Regions from separate parts of the Homo sapiens genome. Here region 1 is linked to region 2. Evidence: chromatin loops called from intact Hi-C (ENCODE). Cell type or tissue: PC-9. All regions are shown on one strand.

Region 1 (5,000 bases), 250 kb after region 2:
TAATAGGTTCTTAGCCTGCATATTCTCCTATCTTTATTTATCTAATTGTAGCTGCAGGAGTGCCTTCTCCACACCTTATGCCAGCAACCCATGAACCTTCACTGTGGTCATAGTCTGTGCCAGAAATGGATTTGTATGTTCTGTCATCTCACCTGGGAGGCCAACCCCAAAATACAGCAAGCAAGCCAAAGACAATGTCATTCCCAAATTCCACTTCAACAACCTCTTTATTCTCCCCTTCTTTTTTGGGGACCAGCATCCTGACAATAGCCATTAGGTGCCCTATGTGAACTTGGGCAAGCATCTTAATGCCTACATTTTCTCATCTATAAAGTGAAACAGCTGAAATAGATCAATGGTTTTCAAGCCTTTTTGTCAACCTAAGGCTTATAAACAGAAGCCCACAAGATAAAGCAGAAACTCATCGCTGCCCCAGGCCAAGTGAGATGGGGGAGGGGAGGCCTGGAGCCCCAAATGCTCTCAGAATACTCTCTCCCCACTGACCAAGGGTCTTATTCTTGGATGAGAACCCCAAGGAGCACAGTTTAAAAACACTGAGGTTTTCCTTGGGTCTCTTCAAGTGCCAACAATATGATTCTGTGGCTTTATGGGGTCATCAGCCAGTGCTGTGACCAAACACATACCAACAACCTCTCTTTCCAGAGAATCAACTTCTCCTTGTAACCTTCAACCTCTGGGCTCAGTGTCTCCACTGCTATGCAATGGGTTGAGGTTATGGCCACTCAGAGCTTAATGTGAGACTGCCCCCTGATAGCCTGGGCTTGGCCCAGGAGAAGTCACCACACCATACCGAATCATTTTTCTTATTTGTGAAATTGAGGACAAAATCACTAACCAGATAGATCAGGGAGGCTGGCTAGGGAAGTTTTATCCCCTAGAGTAAAAGCAGAGGGAGTTAGGCTAGTGATTGGGTTAAACAGCTCCATCCTGGCAGCTCTGTGGAAATGCATTCACAGGTTTCACCCCATGGGGCACATCACCCAGAAGTTAAATGGCTTATAATGGCCAAGGGCTGGTTAAGTCCAAGGGCGGATTTTAGAAAATCCTGCCTGGAGTGACAGGCTGCTCGCACATTGAAAGGACACTACCTCCAGGGATCAATGACTTTTCGTGGCCTTGAAATTCACATAGAAGCAGGGCGTAGTGGCTCACGCCTGTAATCCCAGCACTTTGAGAGGCCGAGGTGGGCGGATCACGAGGTCAGGAGATTGAGACCATCCTGGCTAACACGGTGAAACCCCGTCTCTACTAAAAATACAAAAAATTAGCAGGCGTGGTGGCAGGCGCCTGTAGTCCCAGCTACTCGAGAGGCTTAGGCAGGAGAATGGCGTGAACCCCGGAGGCGGAGCTTGCAGTGAGCCTAGATCGCGCCACCGCACTCCAGCCTGGGTGACACAGCAAGACTCCGTCTCAAAAAAAAAAAAAAAAGAAAAGAAATTCACATAGAAATAAAATGAGCAGCCTGCTTTGTCTGGCAGGGCTAATTGGAGGCTGCTGTCCACATTTCTCCTTCCATACTCCTGTAGCTCAGCCTGCAGAGGCTCTAATGCTGGAAACCTTGGGGGCCTGCAGGGAGGGACCCGGTCAGGCTACCCCTCGGTTCCCAATGCACAGTGCCAGGAAGGGTCATTTCATCCCTGCCCCGCTATGCTTGCTCAGGTCTGAGACAGTGGGGTCAGCCCCCTGACAGCACCTGCTGACTGCAGGGCCCCTCCTGATGGCAGGGTGACCAAGAGTTACCCCTCTCTGGAAGAACCAGCTGAAGTTGGGTGTTTAATGCAGCCACAGATCCTGCCTCCTATACTCAGAAAAGGCTGAAAAGCATTCCCATCTGGAAATTAGTCCGTAGTTTCTAGACGTGGTAATAATGTCATGTAAATACAGCTATATATATACATATACAGGGATGGAAGGCTGGTTTTTCTCCACCGGATTGTTAGTCTCAGCCGCTTGCCTGAAGCCCCTTGTTAAACCGTAAGGGAAATGATGCCACCTGCTGTCATTTCCAGGAACTGCACTAGAGGCTATTTTGGATTCTTTCTGCTTTGCAATTCAAATCAATAGGGTTTTATGGAGCATCAGCTGGGTCCCCAGTACTATACTGTGTTTAAGGGGCAGGGTCCACTGAATTTCCACAGACTTCAGAAATCAGTGGTCAGCTGGGGAAGAGAAGAACTAATAATATTACATGAAGTGAGCTTTATCAGCAAAATTGTTGCTGCAGTTTCTAAAAGTTTCTCTGAAAACCCCAGCCCGTGTGAAATTTCCCTGTAAAGCACAGAAACCAAGGGCACTTCCATTGGGGCTGGAAGCTCTTTATACTCATCCTAGATAAAAAGCTCCTTGAAAGACTGCTATAGGAACATACCCGACAGTGAAGACACATGGAGGCAGAGGCAGCAGGAGTCCTTAGAATCATTTATTCCCGCCCAGCTGCATCTTGGTAGAGGAGGCTGAGGCCAAGGGCTTCGTCTGGCTCCTGCCAAAACTAGAATTAGAAGGAGTGGGGATCCTGTAAGTCCAGCCCATGCTCTCCCTTGGTGTTGGGCTGTAAAAAGATCACGAGGAGTTCAGTTGGGTGAGCCTCCCTCCTTCCATCACTAAAACACAATCATCTCACATTATAAATATCTCAGAATCTTCCTAAGAGATCAGTGTAGTTCTTCTTATTGTTCAGGAAAATTAGTACATGGGGTCAAGGAGCAGGTCATACACATTGGTCTCCACACTATGGGGAGATCCCTCCTCTGCCTTGGCCTCTGTCCAACCACATGGAAGTCATCCTCTTCCTTTTCTTCATCATCATCATCCTATCACTGTCACCATTCTCACATGTTTGTGGGGATTTTACGCAAAACACAGAGTTAATATTTTTACATGATATGGATCCCGAAGGCAGACAAGATTCCTGGCATTCATTCATCACAAAAATATCTACAACTAACAGAGAGTACGTATGATTATGTAACACATGCATCAGCCACGGACTGCTCCTGCCACCGAGACTGAATCATGCTCATCTTTGTATGACCCACACAATGTCTGGGACGTAGTAAATACTCAGTAAATGTTTACTTGGTTAAAAAGAATATTCAGGCTGGGCGTGGTGGCTCACGCCTGTAATCCCAGCACTTTGGGAGGTGGGTGGATCACCTGAGGTCAGGAGTTCGAGACCAACCTGGCCAACATGGTGAAACCCTGTCTCTACTAAAAATACAAAAACTAGCCAGGCATGGTGGTGCATGCCTGTAATTCCAGCTACTTGGGAGGCAGAGACAGGAGAATTGCTTGAACCCAGGAGGCGAAGGTTGCAGTGAGCCGAGATTGCGCCATTGCACTCCAGATTGAGGAACAAGCAGGACTCTGTCTCAAAAAAAAAAAAAAAAAGAAAAGAAAAGAAAAAGAATATTCAAATATTCAACATTTTGGAAAATCATAATTTATAAATCATGCCATCGATGGGATTTTCCAAAATATCACTGGGTCCAGGGAGGAATTCCAGTCATACCTCTGTCATCCTGGTCTGGTTTCTTGTTGTGTGTGTGACAAACAGGATGGTAATTTTTGCCCTTTGTCTTTGAAATCCCCCAAATTGTTGATTCACAGTGTTGAAGGTCATGAGGTGAAGATCTTGCTCAGATATAGTTTTCCTTCATAACAACAATGAAGTCACTCTTCCTGGGAGAGACCTTCTGTGTTAAGGATGTCGGCGCTGACTTCTCTAATTCTGATTTGAAGATCTTGCTGTGGTGGGATGAGGGAGGGAGGGGGAAAGTTCACGTCGCCCAGGCCCTAATGAAGTATGTGGGCTACTGAACTAATGAGAAAGTGGCAACACCAACTTCTCTTCTCCTTCTGCCTGTGGCTTTTGGGTTCCAACCAGAACCCCACTTTCCTCACCTTACTTATCTGGTTGTTTTGGTTGATTTGCTCCATAGAAATCACCACCCAATGCGAGCCACCCTCCTAAATTCAAGGTCAAGAGCTCGCCTCTGATTGAGAAGCTTCAGGTAAGTGCAGAATTCATTGTCTATTGCTACCTTTTATCTAACTCCACTTCTTATCCAAAATTTGCATGACTTTGAGGCTCATAGGGGTAGCCTATGTGTCACCTGCATAATTGGCCCCAATAATCAGCCAGTGATCAAATTGCAGTAAACGATAAGGATCTCACAGCCCTGCCTGAGGGAAAAGAACTAACATAAGGACCACATCAAGCACAAGCTCATGTATTTGACATTTAGTGGTGGGGGTTGATGGGTAACGGGATACCTCAAGAGTCTGTATGGGGCTGGGCTCACCCCTATAATCCCAGCACTTTGGGAGGCTGAGGCTGGAGGATCACGTGAGCCCAGGAGTTCAAGACCAGACTGGGCAACATAGTGAGACACTATCTCTACAAAAAATTTTAAAATTAGCCAGGCATGGTGATGTGCACCTGTAGTCCCAGCTACTCTGAAGACCGAGGTGAGAGGATCGCTTGGGCCCAGGAGGTTGAGACTGTATTGAGCTGAGGTCACTTCACTACACTCCAGCCTGAGTAACAGAGCAAGCTCCTGTCTTCAAAAACGAAAAGAAAAAAAAAGAGTCTTACGGGAAAGGACACCATAGTTGCCATAAACACTTTGAAATAGCCAACGCCTCTCTCCCAAGGCCTGAATGCAGCCACAAACCATTTCAGCCCTGCATAGGGCTGGTGTTCAGTTGCTGCACACTGCACCAGTCTGGACAAATTTGTTATTTGGGAAGTATCCTGTCCAACCTCTCCACCAGTAACCCTGTGTGCCCAGAGCCCTCACCTCCCGTGCCCAGGGCTGGCTGGCTCCCTGGGACTGTAATTAAGCAGAAGACACTGGTCCTGAACTCACAGTCTTGTGGAGACAGAGCTTTCACAGGTGATATAATAAAAGGAGCTGATGCCAGAGATCTCCACTGTGGGTCACTGCCCGGCTCCTGCTGCTCAAGACCAGGGTTTCTCA
Region 2 (5,000 bases):
CTTAAAACAAGAAACTCAGTAAGATTTGGTTTTTCAAATAAAATATTATGCCAAAGTCCAAAATTCAAACAAGAAATGGGTTGAGAAGCACTGAAGTGATGACTGGGACTGGATTCTCCCCTTTACTCCTAAATTCTTCCAATCTCTGCCCACACCATGACCAGCCCCACGAAGAAATCCAGGGTCTGCAAGGCACCAAGTGAAAAACCCACGCTCTGGTCAGCTCCCCAGTTACAGATGAGGAAAGGGCCTTTTCAAGAGAAAGGCTAACATGGCCTTCATTCACACTTGGAAAGAAGGACCTCTGCCTGAGTGTAAGCCCCTTTGTCACCAGTAGCATCGCCTTCCCTGGGACACTCTGATGTGCACACATTTGTACGGCTTGTCATGGAGGTGCCTAGCACCAGGCTCTCCCTCCTACCCTGTCCATCTCAGCCAGACACTGCCACCTCCTCCTCAGCCCACTCAAGGCACACACTTGGCTGGTCCTTGCTTTGCTCCTGGATACCAAGCCCCAGGCACCACCCGAGCTTGAGACCTTCCAAGACCAAGGCCCCTCTGAACATCCATCAAGTGGGGGACCCCGTGCCCTCCTCCCAAAGCCCAGTGGTACCCACCTTCACTCTCAGGAACAAGGCAGTGAGAATGACACCATAGATGAAGAGGATTCCATCCAGCAGGTAGCAGAGTTTGGGATCCAGCAGGCCAAAGCTCTGTGCCTCTGTGCCAAGAGATAAAGCTGGTCAGCCAGGCCCAAGGTGACGAGAACACATCCCCATTACCCCAGGGTGGCACTAGGACTGACTGACCAAATAAATCATGACACGGAGACTATATCCAATCCCCATGCCTCAGCCTGATCACAACCCTCTCCCTCCCTCCCACCTCAACCAGCTCCTGGAAAACCTATTGGCACCAACGGCAGATGTGGCCGCTGTGGGGCCAAAGAACCTGGGGCAATGGGAGGGGAGGTGGAAACAAGGCGAGCAGATGAGGCTGTTCTCTGTGCACAGAGCTCCTGCCACTGCAGCAGAAGCCCAGCCATGTTAGCCCCGGTGTGAACCAAGAACTCTGGAAGCCTCGGGAAGATGTTCACGTCTGGATGAATGGTACTCCTGGCCTGAGGTGTGTGGCTCTGAGGCCTACCCACAGGGAGACAATAGGTCAAATGATGGTCAAATGAGATCATTTCAATATCTGACAGTTAACTAGGACAGGGAGAATCTGGGTTAACTCTCCCCCAACTCCCTGCCTCCTCAGTGCCAAGCACTCTCCCGCCTAGGACAGTGGGATCTGGTGCTCGGCTTCCCTTCCCTGTTCCCTGAAGGGTTTCATGGCCAACAGACAGAGGTACCTTTGGTGCCCCTCCCCACCTAGGCCCAGCATCTCCCTGTCCCCTAGTCCCAGCTCCATGGCCTCAGCCTTCTCTGTCTCCCCTCCTCCCACTACACACACCCCATTCCCAGGACACGCCTTGCTCTTCCAGACTATTTGCCCTGTGCCTTGCACTCTCTGTTCCCTCTTCATGTTCCCTCCATTTCTCTCCCTGAAACCCTACTATTTGGTAACATTTGATGCATCCTACAAAATGCAGCTCAAAGATCCCTTCTGTGTTAGCTTCTCCCACTGCAAATTTCCCAGGGGCCCCTAACTCCTAGTGCCATATTAACCTTTGTCAAGCTGTAGTTAATGCACGTTTAGTTGGCACTGCCATTGGAGTACAATGGGCTGAAGAATGCAGATACACTAAATACTCTGGTTAAATAAAAGTTTGCATTTTTGGGCTGGGGGCGGTGGCTCACGCCTGTAATCCCAGCACTTTGGGAGGCTGACATGGGTGTATCACTTGAGGTCAGGAGTTCAAGTCCAGCCTGGCCAACGTGGTGAAACCCCATCTCTACTAAAAATACGAAAATTAGCTGGGCGTGGTGGCTGGCAGCTTTGATCACAGCCACTCTGGAGGCTGAGGCAGGAGAATCGCTGGAACCTGGGAGGCAGAGGTTGCAGTGAGCCGAGATCACGCCACTGCACTTCAGCCTGGCACACAGAGTGAGGCTCCGTCTCAAAAAAAAATTTAAAAAGTTAGTGTTTTTATTTGGAACATCATTGCACTGTGAATGAGGAGACTCAGATTTTAGTCTGACCATACTTCCTACTAGGTAAACGTGCAGCAACTCAACCTGTAAAACAGGGTGTGGTACCCATCTCACTCCACCCCTGCCTGGTAACTAGAGCAGAGGTCCCAGGCCAGCCCCGCTAGTGTCTGTCTCCCAAGGCCTGGGCGCCCTCTGGTGGCCTTTGGACCCAGATGAGGGCAGAGGGAGTGGAGGCCATATGTGGGAGTGCTGTCATTCTTTCTGGCTGTGTGATTTGGGGCAGGTTATGTATGCTCTGTCAGCTGCCTCTTCTGTTGAACAGGGTGAAAACTAACATTTCTTCAGACACTGCCTTAAATGTAATCATCGTCAGATCCTCCTGCCACCCACACTCGGACACTGAGGCACCGAGTATTCGGGTTCAGAGCACACGGTCACAGGCAGCCCAGGACTGATCCCTAGCAGTTCTCGCCCCCTTCCTGCCCCTGGGCCAGCCCTGCCTACCCCTCCATGCCAGCAACGTTTTGGCCTCCCTGACGAACTATGGAAGCAGATGATTCAAAGGCAGCCGCCAGTGTCCCCACCCCCACCACCCTGAATCCCTCTGTCCCCTGGCTTTTGACTCCAACCCTAATTCAGGACCCCTCTTGCCCCCAGGCAGCTGATCTCTACAAACCTCCCACAGACCCTGCCCAGAGACCATTGATGACCCAGCCACTCGGACGAGAGTCCAAGCTCTTTGTCCAGCCATGTTAGGGCTCTGCCATAACCAGTCCAGGCCTGAAAAGACCACAGCTTTGTGCCACCCTGTCCCTCTGCTCTTGTCTTTTCCCCCCATTCTTCCTTGAACACCCATATTTTTCTACCCCCTGGCCTGCTGAGCTAGATCTTTTTCTAGGCTTGCGTTCTACCCCTCCACTCAACACCTGTTGAAATCAGACTGTCCCACCACCTGAGCCCCTGAGGAAAAAGTGAGAGGATGTCGGTTCAAGAGCCTATATCCCCCAAAGCGCTCTACAAACCCAACTCCTCAGGACTCAGATGCCCCTCCATCTAGGCTGTCAGCACCTGAGACCAATGGCTGCATCTTCATTATTGCCTCTTCCTCCAGCCCCAGCATCAGAGTGCAGGGCACAGGGTAGACAATCACTCGATATCATGGAATTTTTCAGGGCTGAACTTCAGTGATGAGGAAGATGCTGGGCCCAGCCCCAGGTGTGCCTGCCCTCTGGCCCCAAGGTATTGCTGGAAGTCCTCACTGACCTAGGGACGATCTAAAGGCCTCTGGGGGACAAGCCAGCCCCCATGAAGGCCACCAAAGCTGGGGTGACTTTTTGCTGTGAGGACTGCAGAGGAGATAACCGTGGCGATTTATGGGACTGGTTGAGACTCAGAAGAAAATCCAGGAGAAAATCACTCAGCTGCTTGTCACAGAAAATTAGAACAGAAAAATTACTGGACAGTAAATTTAGCACAAATAAGAAATATTTCTTTGTGTTGTGCAGACTCAGCACAACACAAAGGGGCAGGGGGATTGGGCATGTCCCTGAGATAAATAATATGAACAAGTTTCCTTCCTTTCTTCCTTCCCTCCTTCCTTCTTCCTTTCTTTCTGCATAGTTTTATGACTGATGACAAGTGTGCTGTGTGTGGTTGGGTGGAGGAGAGGATATTAACCCCAACATAATTCCCTGTGTAGGACCCTCCTCTCCTCGGTCCCACTATACCTGTGCTGGGAGAGATGGGCCTGAGGAAGACAGTCATGGCCCAGAAAGCTCCATGCAGGGATGCAGGACCTGATTCAGTTACGCAATTAATTAAATATTCATTGGGCATCTGCTCTGTGCCGGGAACTATTGAAATGGAATGAACTCTGGATTGCGTGCAGGTGGGTTCGAGTACTTCTCTTGCCACTTACTAGCTGTGTGGTTTTGGACAAGTCACTTCCCTCTCTGGGCCTCAGTTACCTCATCTATTAAATGGAGGGTAATCATATCTACCTTAAGGGTTGTGATGAGAATCAAAAGACAATGATGTCTGATATTTGGGTCGAGTCTTCTGAGTCCCTGCCCTCATGGGGCTTAAGTCTTAGCTCTTGAGGCCGCACACAAGGTGTAGGAGCTTCCCTGGACAACAGACAGTTTTGCAGGATGCCAGCTCAAAGGCACCGCATCGCCACTCTCTACTTGGTCCTGGCTTCTTCCCTGTGCGCGCTCCTGTGGCTTCTTCGTATTTCTACCAATTCCATCCCAAAGGGACCAGCAGCTGCTTCCTAGGAGGTTTCAGGGTATTACATGGTAGCTACTTTTCTGTAAAAGTGGAGAAGCTGTTTTATTTAATGTTCCTGATCCCTACCCAAGAGTACAGCACCCAGGAGAACCTCAGCATCTGAAAGGAGCCCCAGAGACTAATAGAGCATTCTCACACAGACTCTCAATCCACCGCCCTCTCCCCTGAGGCTCTGACTTAAGTGGCCTGGAGTGGAACCTGGGCATGGGGACTTCACTGCATGGCCATGAATGGATTGAGATTCAGACCTGCATCATTACAGGGGCCACAGCATGTGAGAGGGAAGCCCTGCCTTCTGTAGAGATGCAGCCATACCCTACAACAAATGTAAATTTCTGTCAAACAGATGCAATAAAATTAAAGCTTTGGTCCTTCTTATACACTGTACTTCTGAACTGTGTATTATGGAACTTCTCTAAGCCTTCGTTTTCTCATCTGTAAAATGGGGATAACAACACTACCTGTCTCATTAGATGGTGGTGAGGGTTAAATACGATACTTTTTTTTTTTTTTAAGTGGAGTCTCACTCTGTTGCCCAGGCTGGAGTGCAATGGCATGACCTCAGCTCACTGCAACCTCTGCCTCCCAGGTTCAAGTGATTCTCCTGCCTCAGCC

The links. Peaks named below come from ENCODE experiments on the same cell type or tissue, not always from the same donor. Only the 100,000 strongest peaks of a DNase experiment are listed, where the experiment ranks them.
Region 1: it touches region 2 in a loop (6-fold over the local background); 8 of 110 quality-filtered maps call a loop at or near these places.

The regions. Positions count from the first base shown.
Region 1 is chr1:167,686,090-167,691,089 of GRCh38, forward strand. It overlaps RCSD1 (RCSD domain containing 1), which reads left to right. Exons shown (of 7, transcript NM_052862.4): 4 at 3,960-4,031. Among named protein-coding and RNA genes, the nearest start is that of TRP-CGG1-1, 26 kb to the right of the region's middle. RefSeq lists enhancers at 1,754-1,933, 3,161-4,360. In PC-9, CTCF peaks have their summits at 2,008 (motif pointing left) and 2,207; a DNase peak (open chromatin) is centred at 1,992.
Region 2 is chr1:167,440,047-167,445,046 of GRCh38, forward strand. It overlaps CD247 (CD247 molecule), which reads right to left. Exons shown (of 8, transcript NM_198053.3): 2 at 618-721. Among named protein-coding and RNA genes, the nearest start is that of CD247, 76 kb to the right of the region's middle. In PC-9, CTCF peaks have their summits at 2,269 (motif pointing left) and 2,470; a DNase peak (open chromatin) is centred at 2,235; H3K4me3 peaks cover 377 bases; H3K27ac peaks cover 647 bases.